2 separate regions of the Homo sapiens genome follow, and region 1 is linked to region 2. The links are chromatin loops, found by intact Hi-C in ENCODE. Cell type or tissue: CD4-positive, alpha-beta T cell. All regions are shown on one strand. Each heading gives the region's core, and the rest is flanking DNA. Links, peaks and the distances in the headings are about the cores only.

The links. A loop is a pair of places that touch in the nucleus more often than their neighbours do. Peaks named below come from ENCODE experiments on the same cell type or tissue, not always from the same donor. Only the 100,000 strongest peaks of a DNase experiment are listed, where the experiment ranks them.
Region 1: a loop joins it to region 2, with 4 times the contacts of the local background. A loop is called at or near these places in 17 of 110 quality-filtered maps.

The regions. Positions count from the first base shown.
Region 1 is chrX:39,256,660-39,264,824 of GRCh38, forward strand. All of the region lies in intron 2 of LOC105373175 (a long non-coding RNA gene), which reads right to left. Among named protein-coding and RNA genes, the nearest start is that of LINC01281, 67 kb to the right of the region's middle. In CD4-positive, alpha-beta T cell, for the core only: a CTCF peak has its summit at 4,949 (motif pointing right); a DNase peak (open chromatin) is centred at 4,982.
Region 2 is chrX:39,441,935-39,450,099 of GRCh38, forward strand. No RefSeq gene overlaps it. Among named protein-coding and RNA genes, the nearest start is that of LINC01283, 11 kb to the left of the region's middle. In CD4-positive, alpha-beta T cell, for the core only: no CTCF peak of the experiment used is centred there; a DNase peak (open chromatin) is centred at 3,597.

The DNA.
Region 1 (8,165 bases), core at 2,171-7,170, 180 kb before region 2:
AACACTGTATAGGCAAGGCCTGCAGTGTTCAGCATGTTCTTGGCAGGGCTTCCCCTCCATTGGCCTTGACAAGGCCCAAAGTAGACCTGAAGAGGGGCTCCCAGAGTTCTGTGGGCTCCTGGAATTCTTACCCCTTGCCCTTCTATCACAAATCCATATGGGTCCCAAGAACGGACCCACAATTGCAACTACTGATCATCTACTCCCTCCCAAGAGACCATGTGGGCTTGTCCCATCATGCCTCACATCCTGATTTATCTTGGCCACTACCAACTGTCCTATCCCTTCAGGTTTCTCTAAGACCCCTCTTCTCAAATGGTCTGAATGTTCCCCAAGCTGACTTGGGCTCCCAATTCCAACCCGCCCCTCCCCCCCACCCCTCCCCCAGCCACCTGGACACTTCAACTCTGCCCTCTGGAACATGTGATCTTTATCCACATAATAACTTTTATATTTTCAAACTCTTCACTAAACTTAAAGGAAAATAAAATAAAGATCAAACATTGAGCTCTTCGTGAAGAAGTTTCATTGCTAAGGGGTAACGGGATCCAGCATGGAGTCTAGGCTGTGGGAGATGAGGTACAAGGAAAGAGAAATAGGGCAGGTCTTTTAAAGCCAAAAGACTGAGTGTTTCCATCCCATATTAGAAAAGCAAAATCTCTTAGGCTGGTGATGGCTGGGCTCGTTAGACAGATGAGCCCAGGGGAGGAGGGATAGTTTACTGTGCATGCAGGGTGACCGTCTGGGAATCATGCTGTCTGACTGCTTCTGTAGCATATGCCATAAGTCTGGGCTAGGGTTACAGAATCTTATCAGGGCACCATTGGTATCATCAGGCTAGGTGGTCGGGTCAGGGATTGGCAGACTGTTCCTTTCACTTTTTGCCTACCTGAATTCTGTCTGAATCCTGGAGACATTACCTCCCATTCAGCCCTTAGAAGAAGTGGTATTTTCTTACCACCCTGTCACACCCAAACCCCATGAATCCTGGGCTTGGAGAAGGGATGAAGATTTTCCTTGCAGATTATTTTGTCCCTCCTTTATCCCTAAAGCACCCAGATCCCTGGAAGCAATTCTTACAGACCACATTCTGTTATATGGTTTGGAGGCTGAAATGTGACCTCCAATGTCACATTGGAGGTGGACCTAGTGGGAGTTGTTTGAGTCATGAGGGTGGATCTTTCATGAATGATTTGGTGCTGTCATCACGATAATGAGTGAGTTTTCTCTGTGTGAGTTCATGTGAGATCTGATTGTTTAAAAGAGCCTGGCACCTCACCTTTTCTCTCTCTGTCTAGCTTCCCCTCACCATGTGATATGCTGGCTCTCCATCACCTTCTGACATGATTGTAATCTCCCTGAAGCCTCACCAGAAGCCAAGATGCTGGCACCATGCTTATACAGCCTGCAGAACCATGAGCCAAATACATCTCTTTTCTCTATAAATTATCCAGTATCAGGTATTCCTTTATGGCAACACAAAATGGACCAATACACTCCCCATATCCTCTCTCTGCTAGCTCAGGTCATCTGAAAAGTTGACACTAAGACAAGATTAGACATGCAAGAGATTTACTAGAGAAACTACCTGTTGGGGGGAAAAATGGAGAGGGAGCTGGAGGAAGCAGAGAGAGCCTTCACACATGATGCAGGTCTAATTCTGTAGAAGGAAGGGTAACTGGGAAAGTCTGACTTCAGTGCATGTCTAAGAAAGTTTTGGCAAAACTAATGAGGAGTCCTTGGGCCAAAGGGGCAGATCAGAGGAATCCTGCATCTCCCATTGAGGCGCCTGCCCTAGTGTCCCTGCTGTGCTCACTCATGGCTGAGAGCAGCTGGTGGAGGGTGTGGCTTCAATGTGATAATGGATTTCAGAGTGCAGCCACAGGTCAGTTACACTCCTGCCAGTAAGAGGTCTGAGAAGGGCATTCTTGTGGCTGCCACAATCTCCCTATTGCAATCATCTTCTATCAGACACACACCATCACTGCTTTTCACTGAAGATTTTATCACCAGGAACACTATCTTTCTCTCCACCACTACAAATTTCTTAACTCTTTGTCATTTCAACAAACACCTAGAGAGACCTTCCAACATTGTGACCTCTCATTGCCTTGACATCCTCACTTTCTGTGGTCTTTATCATCTCCATCTCAGCTACCTATTGCCAAGGTGGCATTAACAAAACTGCTCCATTCCCAAGCCTTAGTTTCCAGCTTCCCATATTCCCACCTCATATCATCCCAGCTCTCTTTCTCTAGTGTTCTGAAGCCAATCAATCTTGGGCCCCTTTAGGTCCCCAGTCCCGCCATTGCACCAACTTTTCACTGCATCTTACCTCCTTTACTCTCTCCTTATTCTCCTATTTCACCTTAGAGTCCACAGCCCATTCCCATAACCACTTCTTGCACATATTGTCAATTCCTTGTACATTCTCTCAACTCCATTATTTTGCTTGCCCTTGTTAAGCAAGCTGGTGAAAAACACTCAACCATTTCTGACCGGTCTCACTTGAAATTTATGATGGCAGACCTCTAGTGGGACCTCAGTGCAGCCAAGCAATCTTATCGCATTTCCCCAGTCAATTCTCTCTCCTCATTCTCTGAGATGACTATTTCATACTTTTTCACCTTTACTCTAACCTCCAACAATTCCTCCCCCTTCCTTCTTCTCAGCTGATGACCTTCTTCCTTACTTCCCTAAGATGGAAGCAGAGAACTTGCTTCCTTTCCACCACACCATCTGCCTACCTACCCAAATCTATACTCACAAACTCTGCTTTTCCTCCTAATAAAATGGATGAACTTTGTGTTATTATATGCCAGGTTAGCCCCACTAGGTGTGAACTGGATCCCATCCTCTATTGCTTATTCAAGGCCTGGGTCTTGCAGTTATCTCTTCTCTCTCCTGCTTCTTCCGTTTTTCTCTCTTCACTGGATCATTTCCATCAGCATAAAAACATGCTGTAATACCTGCCATTAAAAAATACTTTAGAAACCTCCCTGGTGCACACATCTCTCCAGCCACCATCCATTCTCCTCCCCATCTTTATAGTAAAACTGCTTTTGTCTAAACCTGCCATCTCTACTTCCTCTCCTCCCATGACCCTTGAACCCCCTCCAATCAGGTGTCAGGAAATGAGAACCATTTCTCCAGCCCCCTTGTTGATCTGCAGTAAAAATTTCATAGTGTCAGGCTGCTTCCCTTTCTCCAGTGTTCTTCTGAGTAGATCATCCCGATTTCAGGAGACTCTTTCTGAGTAGAGAATCCGCAGGCTCTAGCATCTACTTGGTTTGGGGCTAGGTTGACCCAGGCACTTCTTTTCTCAAGACCTTTATAATAGGGCACCCAGAGTGTGTACTGATGATGGACTTGATGGAGACCCACTTAGCTTCACCAAGTTCACTCATTCTGAGTCCCCATCTTACCCTGGACATTCCCGTGCTCTGTGTCTGAAACCTCACCCTCCACTCCAGCAATGCAAAAAAAAAAAAAAAAAAAATGTCCTGCTGAAGTTTCTCTGCTCTGAGTTCTCTTCTTTGTTCTAAGTTCTAAGACTTGGGCACCACCCTGAGCCCACAAACGAACACTTGTTCAGACAGCACCTGGCACAAGTTTTACACAGGCTGCCTTCACTTCTCTTTTAAAAAACACAAGGGCTCCCTTTTGGGGATTGTCTTCCCAGCTGTAGGAACTGGAAAGACAAGTACATAAGAAATAGCAAATCAATTAGTACATAAGAAATAGCAAATCAATTAGTACATAAGAAATAGCAAATCAATTAATTTAACAAATACTTGTTAATTAACTGCTCTGTGTTAAGTGCATATTTATATTCGTGATCAAAAGAAGCAAATTCATATCCATATGGATCTTACACTCTAATGCTACCTATCATCTGTTATCTATATATCTATGGAAGCCTACCTGTTATCTATATATCTATGGAAGCCTATATTATAATTTCCTCAAAAAAATCTCAAGCTAAGTGAAGGAAAACATGTCCTATGGCCATGCCCCTTCCCCTTACACCTCAAACCAGCCTTCACATCTATATACCTATTGTCACCCCTCTGTAGAAATGGCCTATTCATTGATGAGCACAAATGGGTCATGATTGCCAGTTCTATACCTTCTTGCATGTGATACTCAACAGGCATCTTATAAGACATAGAGCCATTACCATTAGCTTCACATCACCATTAAGGAATTTCTGGTTCAGAGACGTTAAGAAACTTTCATGAGGTTTATCAGCTATTTAGTGGTTGAGCTGGAGCTTGAAGTTCAGACTTCTACACTCAGATTGGACAGTGTTATAGGCCATATCGGTCATAAAGATTACGAGGTACCTAGAAAAAAATAATGTAAGTGTGCAAGGCCATATCGGTCATAAAGATTACCAGGTACCTAGAAAAATATAATGTAAGTGTGCCAGGTTTGTTTCTGTAGTTATATTGCTTGCATAGAGGTATTTTGTTAGCCTTGTGGTGGCCACAGGGAGTATTACAGTCCTCATCTGTCTGTGTTTATTCATCTTGAACTCAAAATGGGGCCTGAGTAATCATGACCTCACCCAATTTACATTTATCCCTAGTAGCAGGAGACAGGATTCACAATAATGTTCTTTAGTTCTTTCTTAAGTAGTCACCCATATTACATATTTCCAATTTATAATCACACATATAATAACATAGTTTTGTTATTCAAGAGTGAGACTGTGATAGTATTTACTGAGAGACTCTTGACAATTGTTTTTCTAAGCATTGCACAGAGTATATAGTTCATACTTTGTTTTTAATCATGCTTGGCTCAGATATGAAATTATGAAGTATATATAATGTGTATTACCAATATGTAGCCCCTACATAAGTCTGTTCTTCAATAGATAAGTATCTTTATTCTTCACAAACTCCCAACACTTGATAAAGAAACAGTAAGTGGAAACATGTAACCTCTAGGGGGAGCTCAAGGCTTCTCTCTCCTCCCTCTGCTCTGGGGAGGAGGAGGACTGGTAGAAATGGGTCAAGGTCAAGGATATTATTGGGCCCAGGAGTGGGTAGGTGATCTTTGACTGTGCCTAGCCAGGAGGTTAAAGGGTTTTGTATATGCATAATGGTTTTTGTTTTGTTTTGTTTTGTTTTTTTATCTTCCCTCGGAAAGCAACCTTTTGAGAATTCTCCCCTATGGCTGATGTCATAGGAGTGGCCCTTCCCACATTGAAGGAACCCTGGCAGGAACTGGATGGGGCAGAGAAAAAGATGATGCATGGACATACTTCAGTCTGGGCCTTAGGCCAGAGGAGCAATGGAATCCTGTGGCTTGCCATGATTCACCTTTGCTCACTAGATCCAGGGGTTCCTCACAGGGGTGCATGGGGGATTGAGGTCAAAGTCATATGTCATTAAGCAGAGGAACTTTGCTGGAAAGTCTCTCTGTTGAGCTTTTAGAGGAGCCTAGTAGGGCTGTCAGTGGCCACAGTGGGTTAATGTGTGTGGACTTGGGGATCAGGAGGCCTGACTTGTTCCCTAATTAGTAATACAAGTAACATAAACAAGCACAGCAATCCAATTATGGCATAGAAAATGTGTCCTAAGAAAATATGTATACTATAAACATAAATACAATACTATGTGTTTATGCAAATGAGTTATAAAATATAATATATTAAGGAAAGTTTCAAGTAAAGCATTACTGAACAAAGCTGAACTGTGGTTTATTCAACAGAATGAATGCACATGGAATAGAATCATGTTGAGAGCCTTGGCGTGGAGCTTCAGGGGCTGAGGCTCAAGATGTCTCATTGAATGGACTCTGCCAGTTCAGTGGATCTTCAGAAAAGAAGTTCATTTAGTGGGAAGAGTAGCCTCCCCAGGGAAAAGGAACAGAAATCCTTTAGCTTCTCTGGGCTCCTGTCTTAGTTTGAATTCCCTCAAAACAGATGCTGAGATGAAGATTGGGTATAGGTCATTTATTTGCAAGGTGGTCTCAAGAACTGCAAGTAAGGGAACAAGGAGAGTGATAGAGGGGAGGAAAGGTAATAAATGTGTGTTAATGAGCTGGTTATGCTGAAGGCAATTAACATTCAATGCTGTGTGGAGCCAGGTGAAACAACATGTGGATCACACCTCTGAGTCAGCTTCCCTGGAGGATGGGAAGGCTGGGGCATTTGCGCACCAACTCCTATTCCCCATTCATTCAAGATTTCCCCTTGGGCATCAGCTTACCCACATTTCTGGGTTGTGCTCATGATTCTGGAGAGTGATGTCAGAAGTGAAGGGCAAACTCTTGAAGTGGAAAGCTGTCTGCATGCCAAAGTTTGTCCGAGACTTCTAGGAAATCAAGTGTGCTAAGGGAACATAGGAAAGGGTATCAACAACATTCTCATATCAAAATTGAGACTGGTCTGGATGACCTCCAAGGCTGCTCCCAGCTTATGTGTCCAATAATTCTCTGCTGTATGGAGTTGCCTGCACCATGGGTTTTCTATCCTTGGTGGTGGTGAGTGCCCTTCTCTAGAAGTAAGTAAGCAGATGCTTGATAACCACATGGAAGGAATGTTGTAGCATCCAATACGTGATTGAAATAAGAAACTTTCAACACGCTGTCTTAGATTGAGTTCCTAGAAAACAGACCTGTGATGAAGATTCAGGTTTGAGTGATTTAGTAATGAAATGCTTCCCAAGGAGGACAGTAAGGAAGTGCGAGAAGCAGGATAGAGAAGGGAAGGAAGCCAAAAAAGGGTTTTATGTCAAGGAAAGTCCCAGCCTCAGCCTGATCCCACAGGGAAGCGCTGGTGTGCAAATCACCTCATATTCTGTGGTGACCCCAGGCAAGGGAGAGGGTTTTTCATTCTCCCTTACCCTTCAGTCATTGCCCTCAGGGGAATGTAAACTTAGGGAGGTATGGCACAGCCACACTTGTATGAATGTTGGCTCTGTTCTGATACAGATTTACAAGACTTGGTGGATGAGACCTTGGCCCTCAGGCTCCAAAAATCCTGTCTTTGGCCCATTCTAATGCAGCTGACAGCTGACATGCAGGAGACTTAGTATTTCAGAGCTCTAACTTCCAGAATCCATAGTGCTGAAGAGGGCAATTCAGGGAATTTTTTTATAGGATAGAAATTCAAGCTTTCAAGGTACAGAATGACCCCAAACCCTCATGCAAACTGTGTGTAATCTTTTCAAACTGAAGTAGATTTGGGACTAAAGACAGTAGAAATATTTCTGAAATGAAGGGATAAATCTACCCATGCAGAGATGCAGCACAATGCTATCATAAAAAATCCACTTTTGTCCATGCCACAGCCCTGAACCTCTCGTGCACCAGATCAGAGACCCTGATAAATCTGGGCTGCTAGAAATGCCAACCAGCTCATATGTTTTCAGTGAGCAATGACAGGGAGCCAAATTGCTTTATTCCGATTAGGGAAGGGCCTCTGACTGTAAAATATACTGTGTGAAAAAAAATATTGAGTTTTAGTTTGCTGACACATCAATTTAAGAGAGTTATGGCTCTCACATGGAGGCCAAGCAGGTATCTCTCCACACGTATGTGCAATAAAAATTAACTGTGGCCTTTTATACAGGGCACTGTTCTCACTTGTGGGATCAGAGGGTGACCTGAGTGTCACTTCCAGTGGCAAGCCACAACACTGGAGGTGTTGGTTCTTTTCTGAAAAGACCCACAGAGGGAAACCAACACCAAAAGCCATAAACGAGCTCCATGTTTAACTTTTTGATTCTACAAAGAGATATGCAGTCATGTTTTGTTTGTATATTTCCAAGAATATGTACATATATATGTATGTTTTATGGGTACAATGTATGTGCATCAATCAGGATCCAGACAGGAAAAGAAAAACTTCTCCAAGTCTTTCAAGTTAATTCAGGGAATTGGTTACACACAAACTGGAAGGGAGAAAAAGTCAAACAGAGAATGATGAGGCAATCCAGAGATTAGCAACAGTGGGAAGCTGCTACCACCTTAAAGTCTCAAGGGATACAGGGATGGCTTTATGGAATTCAGGGGCTGGAGCCATCTAGGGTGAGCTTAAACCATGGTGAGAGCTCCCCAGAGAGCTGTGGCCACAGAAGGAGAGGTTGTCTTGTGGGATCTGGAATGTCTCTACTGCCAGAGATGCCTTAGGAAACTGAGAGTGAGGGAGG
Region 2 (8,165 bases), core at 1,104-6,103:
TGGGGCTCAATCCCTCCAGAGAATCTTCCAGAAACCCAGTGCAACATGCCTTAGAATTGTCCCGTCTGGGGACAGGGAGACTGGGTATTTACCTACTGTATTAGTCCATCAGGCTGCCATAACAAATACCAAAGAAATGGATGGGTTGAAAAACAGGTGTTTATTTCTCACAGTTCTGGGAGCTAGAAGTCCAAGAACAAGATGCCACAGATTCGGTTGTTAGTGAGAGCTCTCTTCCTGGCTTGCAGACAGCTGCAATCTCGCTGTGTCCTCACATGACAGAAAGAGAGAGAACTCTGTCTCATTTCTTCCTCTTCGTATAGGGATATTAGTACCATCATGGGGACCCCCATTCCCATGACCTCATCTAAATCTAATCATCTCTCAAAGACCCCACCTCCAAATACTATCACACTGGAGGTTAAGGCTTTGACATATAAATTTCAGAGGGACACAAACATTCAATCCACAACATCTACCAACTCTCATCCCCCATGTTTCAGGGTTGCCCTGGGGACATTAACTCCCCCTGTACCTCTGAGTTGCACTTGTGCTCAACTGAGCATGTCCAGGGCAGAGAAGCAGGGAGATGTGGTCACTGGAGCTGAAAGGCTGTTAGGGGACTGGAAACCATGAACCACAACTGGAGGTAAGCAGCCCAGCATCTGAGCCCAGAGAATCAACTGTGGGCCATCTAGAACACCTGCTTCATTTTCCTTCACCTCAGGCTGACCCCTCAATCATAGGAGGATAGAAGGGCTTGCCCAGTTGGCCTCCCACAGTTATTGCCAAGATCGGATGAGATTGTGTGAAAGAGTGTTACAAACTACAAGGCACTACAGAAATTGAAGGTAGAGTAAGCATTATTTAGTTAAGAAAGAAAAGGAGAAGAGGAAGCGAGGAGATGTGAGGAAAGGAAGAGAGGATGAAGGACGAGAAAGAAGAAGAGGAAGGGAGGAAGAAAGGAGGAAGAAAGGAAGGAAAGAGAAAGGAAAGGAGAGAAAAATACACTGGTCACTAACAGCATAGATTATGACCCAAGAAAATTAATGTTATGTACTCAACAAATTGTTATCAGGCACATCACTGTTCCAGGCCTTCTTCTAGGTATTAAAAATTCAGTTGTGAACCAACTGCCCCAATTTCTTGCCCTCACGGAGCCTACATTCTAGTGGGGGAGTAAAATATATAGCAAGGTTGTAAAGAGCTATGAATAGCAACAAATCAAGGAAGGTTGCTAGGGAGGGTTGAAGAGAGTAATAGGGTTGCAGCCTTTAATAGGTCTGGAAAGGTGTCACTAGAAGGTGACTTTGGGGTCAAGCCCTGAAGAAGAAGAAGGAGGAAAGGGCCAGGGCAAAGGCCCTCAGATAGATGTGTGCCTAGCCTGTTGGGGGAAGGGCAAGGAAGCAGTCATGACTAAGGCAGGGGGACAATGGGGAGGGTGGTAGGAAATGAAGTCACAGGGGCAATGGGGGAAGGGGAGATTGGGTAGGGCCATGTGTGCCACTGTGATGACTGGCTTTCCTTCGGATGAGCTGGGGGCCATTGGAAGGTAGTGAGCTGTGGAGGGACACGGTCTGACTCATGTTCTACAAGGAGCATTTTAAGCCCAGAATGGTGGCTTGTGCTTGTAGTCACAGCTTCTCTAGAGGCTGAGGCAGGAGGATCACTTGAGGCCAAGGTTCAAGACCAGCCTGGGCAACAAAAGTAAGACCCCTGTCTCTGAAAAAAATATATAATAATAAGGGAGCACTTTAGCTGTCGTGTTAAGAACAAGCTGTTAGGGCAGTCACTCAAGAGGCTGCCTCAGTGATCCAGGCTTGAGAGGGTGAGGCGGGACTAGAGAGGGTGGCAAGTGGCGAGGTTCTGCATCTCTGTTTTAAAGTGCTGCCAGTGGGATTTACTGCAAGAATGGGCAAAAGGAAAAACTGAAGGATGAATGTAAGGTTTTGGACCTGAGCGACTGGAAGAATGGAGCTGCCAAAACTGAGACTCCAAAGACCAGGAAGAATGGGCTCAAGCAAGGAGATAATGGGAACTTGGCTGAGTCTGAGATGCTATTTGGTGTGGAGGTGAAATGCTGAGTAGCAATCGGGAAGGCATGCACTGTGGATAGGAACCAGGGAGTTCTGAGTGCATAGATACCATTCAACACCACATGACTGAATGGGGCCACTTTAGGGGAGGGAATAGAGGGAGATGAGAAAAAGACATGCCCAGGAGTCCTGGGACACTGTGAGTGTGAGAGGTCGAGGAGGTGAAAAGCAAATGAGACAAGGAGGCTGGGAAGGTGTGGCCAAAGGGATGAGCAAAACCAAGACAGGATGATGTTCTGGGAGCCAGGTAAAGAATGGTGTGGCTTCAATAGCAAAGACTTGGAACCAACCCAAATGTCCATCAATGATAGGCTGGATTAAGAAAATGTGGCACATGGCTGGGTGTGATAGCTCTCGCCTGTAATCCCAGCACTTTGGGAGGCCGAGGAAGGCAGATCACGAGGTCAGGAGATCGAGACCATGCTGGCTAACACGGTGAAACCCCATCTCTACTAAAAATACAAAAAATTAGTTGAGCGTGGTGGCGGGCACCTGTAGTCCCAGCTAATCGGGAGGCTGAGGCAGGAGAATGGCATGAACCCAGGAGGCAGAGCTTGCAGTGAGCTGAGATTGTGCCACTGCACTCCAGTCTGGGCAACAGAGCAAGACTCCATCTCAAAAAAAAAAAAAAAAAGAAAAGAAAATGTGGCACATATATACCATGGAATACTATGCAGCCATAAAAAAGGATGAGTTCATGTCCTTTATAGGGACATGGATGAAGCTGGAAACCATCATTCTGAGCAAACTATCTCAAGGACAGAAAACCAAACACTGCATGTTCTCACTCATAGGTGGGAATTGAACAATGAGAACACATGGACACAGGGTGGGGAACATCACACACCTGGGCCTGCTGGGGGATGAGGGGAGTGGGGAGGGATAGCATTAGGAGATATACCTAATGTAAATGACGAGTTAACGGGTGCAGCACACCAACATGGCACATGTATACATATGTAACAAACCTGCACGTTGTGCATATGTACCCTAGAACATAAAGGAAAAAAAAAGAATGATAGAGAAAAAAGAAAAAAAAAAGAATGATGTGGCTTTAGAATTAAGGCATTGTGGGCTACAGGGATAACACCACCACAAAATTTCCCCTAACAATAACAACAAAAATCCTTCCAGGGAGGGTGAAGTCCTCGGGGGTCTTTCCACCTGGCTCAGTGCTTCCCTTGCCTCCCCTTATAGACAAAGCTGCACTTAGCCCCCCAGTTGCCTGCTCCCTGTTTCTTGGAACATCCTTCTGCTTGAGCTCCTGTCCTTGTCTAGACCTGGCTTCTGTGCTCCCCTCTTGTATCATACATATCTCCTGGCATCTGGCCGGGTCCTCATCCAAACATCCGCAGAGCCCCAGAATGCATATGCATGTCCCAACTCCACTCCGGTTCCCACCCAGCCTCCAGTTCTCGATCTACCAGCCACCCCTCTCAAACCAGCACCTGCCCAGATTTGTACCTGCACCCTGCCTCAAATCACCAGTCTGTGCTCCACAGCACCCCCTTCTGGCACAAGACTTGTTTGTAATTTGTCCACTTTTGGCCAACAGTTTCCATCCATGTATATAGCAAGCACCATTCTTCTGGAAGCTTTTAAGCAAGCACACCTTCTTTTCTCACACTTGGCTAACCTCAAAGAAACCTAAGATTAAAAAAACCTGGTATGCAGAGCCCACTTGATTGTGGAGAGGCACAGACACACACACACATACATACACACACACATACATACACACACACACACACCCCATCACCACCACCATCACCACCATCATCTTTTGCAACCACATCCATTGCTAAGCCACTCGGTGGCCAATAGCAATTGGGAATCATGACTGAAGAGGCCAAAATTGCACATCTCTTTTCTTCTTCCCACTCTTGCAGCAAGGGCCCTTAAAAACCGATTAGAACATCCTCCCTTCGTACCGAGTAAATAAATGCTGGCCTCTGAGGAGAGAGTGGGGAAGGGAGGCTGTGAGGCGTTGGGTGGGTTTTTCCCTCGCCACAGCAACCTCTTCACTCATCGGAGGCTGGCTCAGAGATTTTAGAGGGAGGCAGCGCCGTAACTCATGAGATTAAAACATGCCCACTTCTCCTCAGACATGTATTCTATATGAAAATGTGGTTTATGGGCAACAGGTCCACAAATCTAAAGCCCAAGCAATTCTACCTATGACCATCAGTCATGGAAGTTACACTCACGGGGAATGAAAATTTACACGACCACTGTTAGCCCATAACCAGCGACAGAGCGTCCTCCCCTGCGAGGAGCCAGGTCTCCCTGACAACAACTATCCGCCCCGTTTTTACTGGCTGGTACCCAGTCTAGTGGCAATGACTCTCAAATGTGAGTATTTATCATGAGATCCTCTCAAGGCCCATCTCCTCTCGTCTGCAGAGAGGAAAATATATTAGGAATCAGGAAAAAAGGGGTCGATTTCCATCTCTTCCCCTTACCGCCCATGCAAACCTCAGCCGTTCATCCTCTCCATCTCAGTTTCCGCCTCTGCTGTCCTGAGAACCTCAAGTGTAACAGTTGTTATAAGGATGATCTTAATTCAGCATAGCACAGTTGGAAAGCTCTTAGGCTCCAGAGTCAGACTACCTTTCAAATTCTGACTCTATCTCTCACTGTGCAACTTTGGGCAAGTTACTTAACTTCTCTGTCTGGATTTCCTCCTCTGTAAAAGGAGATAATAACAATACCTTCCTCATTGTAGTATTTCCTATTATGAGAATTAAAAGAGTTAATATTTGTATAGGGCTTAGAACAGGGCCTGGCAAGTGGAAAATGCTAAATAAGTGTCACATCAAATTCATTCACTCAACCAACATTTATTGAACACTGTATTAGTTTCCCAGGACTGCTGTAGCAAAGTAGCATGCACTGGTGACTTACAACAACTAAAATGTTTTGTCTTACGGTTCTGGAGGCTGGAAATCTGAGATCAAGGTGTTGCTAGGGTTGGTTTCTTCTGAAGGCTGTGAGGAGAATCTGTTCCCTGCCTCTCACCCAGCTTCTGGTGGTCATTGGTGATCTTTGGTGTTTCTTAGTTCATAGAAGCATCACCCAGATCTCTGCCTTCATGTTCATATGGTGTTCTCCCTGTGTGCATGCCTCTGTGTCCAAATTTCCCCTGTTGTAAGGACACTGGTCATATTGGATTAGGGCCCACCCTAATGACCTCATCTGAACACGATGACATCTGCAAATACCCTATTTCCAAACAACATCCCATTCTGAGGCACTGGGAGTTGGGACTTCAGCACACCTTCTCTGGGAGGACACAATTCAACCCATAACAAATACCCACTAAGGATCAAGTATTCTGCAGGGCACTGAGAATACAAACATTAATAAAACATGGTCCTAGCCCTAAGGAGTTCACATTTGAATGTGGAAAACAGATTTTCATGCATTAACTCATTAAGTATTGTATCAGGGAAATATACAAATACAAGGACAAAAGGAACAGGAGTGGTGGCACCGGAAGAAAGATTTCAGTATGTGTGTGCTGGGCCTTCAAGGGTGAGCTGTATTGACATTCTCCAAAGGAAAACACACAATCAGAGATGCAGGAGTCTGAAAGCACATGGCATTTTCTGGGAACTCGAGTTCTTGATATGGCTATAGTGTCAGATGAGACTCATGAAAGATAAATCCAGAAACATTGTTAAGATCAGATTCCAAAAGGCCTTGTCTTCCAGGTTAAGGAGGTTTCACTTTATCCTATAAGTACTTGTCTTAGGTCAAGATCCCCAGAAGCAGAAAAGGATTCCTGTGAAAATGATTTATTAGGAAGTATTACCTTGAAATGCCAAGAAAGAAGTAGGGAAGGGTCAAAAGCCAAGCCAACAGACTGTACTAAGCAAAGTCTCATGGAGGGCAACTTCTGCTCAATCCTACAAGGGTACTCTGGAGACACTATAGGTCATATCTCAGAGTTGTCTAGATTGGAAGAGGAGGTGGGAGGACTTATAGCCTCTCACCCAGTAATCACTGGTTCAGAGCAGCCCCCAGGCACTTTGAGCTGCCCACAGTAGCCCACAATGCAAGTGGCATGGCTCTGGCAGCCTGAGGGAAGTCCCTCAACAGAGAGACACTGGCTTCCAGGAGTGGAGGCACACTGGGAGCCAATGTCCATAAAAATAGCAAAAAGACTGCAGAGTGAGACAAGAGCCTCTGCTACTGTTGCAGAGTCATTAAAATGTTTTAATGAAGGAATTAAGTGATCTGATCTCTATGTCAGAAATCTAACTGATAATGGTGTTAAAAATGGAATGGCAAGAAAACAGGCTGGTTGCAAGGAGAGCACTTAGGAAGCCATGACAATGGTCCAAGCCTACTGGGGACCCTAAAAAAGGTGAGGGGAAGGAGGAGAGGGGCATCAGAGAGATATTTATGGCTAGGACTTGATGACTGTTGGCTCTGAGGGAGAGATAACTAGCTTCTGTGTCTAAAAAGATAACGGATATAACACAGGTTTACTGAAGAAGTGGGGAAGATGGTTTGGGATATGTCAAATGCCTACAGCATACCCAGCTGGCAGAAATACGGGCCTCGACATCAGGAGAGAAGCTACAGTGGGAGCTATAAATTCAGAAGACTTTGGTGTGGAGGTGGTAGATGACAATAGGAACCAGAAAGAAAGGGTGGAGTCAGAAAAAAAGATCAAAAAGGAACACTAGAGAATGTCAACCGTTGAGAGATGAGTGAGGGAAAGAGATGGAGAAAGAGCCATAGACAGGTTCAGGACTAGGAGAGGTGTGTAAGCAAGAGGCAAAGGAGGACACTGCAAGAAAAAAAAAGTGGTCAATGGCATTTGATGATGCACAGATGTCAAAAGAGGGTCAGGAATGAGCAAAAGTCATTAGTTTTGACTATTACGAAAGCATTTGTGACCTTCACAGGAACCGTGATAGAGGAGAAAACCACACTGTTATAGGCTGAAAAGGAAATAAAAGAAATTGAGGTAACAATATATTACCATGCTACCAAAAGCAGGGTCCACAGACCAGCAGTAGCTATTGGTATCATATGGGAAGCTCGTTAGAAACACAAATTCTCAAGCCTCACCTCAGATCTACTGAATTAGAAATTCTGAGGCCGAAATCCAGGAATCTGTTTTTAACAAGGCCTACAGGTGATTCTGATGAATGCTAAAGTTTGAGAACCACTGATATATACAACTTTAAAGAAGTTTGACTGTGAACAGAAAACAATGTGACAGCTACTTACAGAGGAGGCAGTGCCCAGTTCAGATGGAAAATTGGTCAATACTTCACAAATAGAAGGAGGTATTGGAAAAGCATACAGGTAGCCACTGGTTTTGTAATTAACAAGAATAGACGATCTATAGGTAATCCATGAGCAAACTGCAAAACAGGTGCCCAGGGGAAATGTGACATTTGTTTCTTTTGGAGCACAAAGTTGTCATCTGGATCATAATTTTCACCTAGATCTCTCACAGCATTTTACAGAGTAGTGACTGATTATGACTACGTGTAAATGTAAAACCAACCATCAAACAGGTCATGAGAAACCACTGAACCTCTGTGTCTTTAGAGGCAGATAAGTTGAGAGTCTAAAGTGGGTGTGTTGTGTCAAATCTTGCCATAGAATCCAAACTTCTAATTCCTAATGTCCAGCTTCATCCTAGTTTTCTATTGCTGTGACACCAGACACCCCAAACCTAATGGCATAAAACTGCTACAATCAGTTATCATTTTCTCCTATGGTTCTGGGATTGGCTGGGCTCAGCTAGGCGACTCTCCCTGTGGTTTCAGGCAGACAGTGGCTGATACTGGAATCATATCAAAAGCATAATCATTTGCATGTCTGGCTGTGGATGCTGGCTGTTAACTGGGACTTGTTGGGGGCTGTTGTCAGGAATCTCTCCACACATCTCTATATCGTCTGGGCTTCCTCACAGCAAGGCAACTGGGCTCCAGAGATCATGTCCTGAGAGAGAGAGTGATCTAGGCAAAAGTTGCATTGCCTTTTCTGACCTAGCCTTGGAAGTCACGGAACATCACTTCTGCTGTACTCCATTCGTAGAGGCAG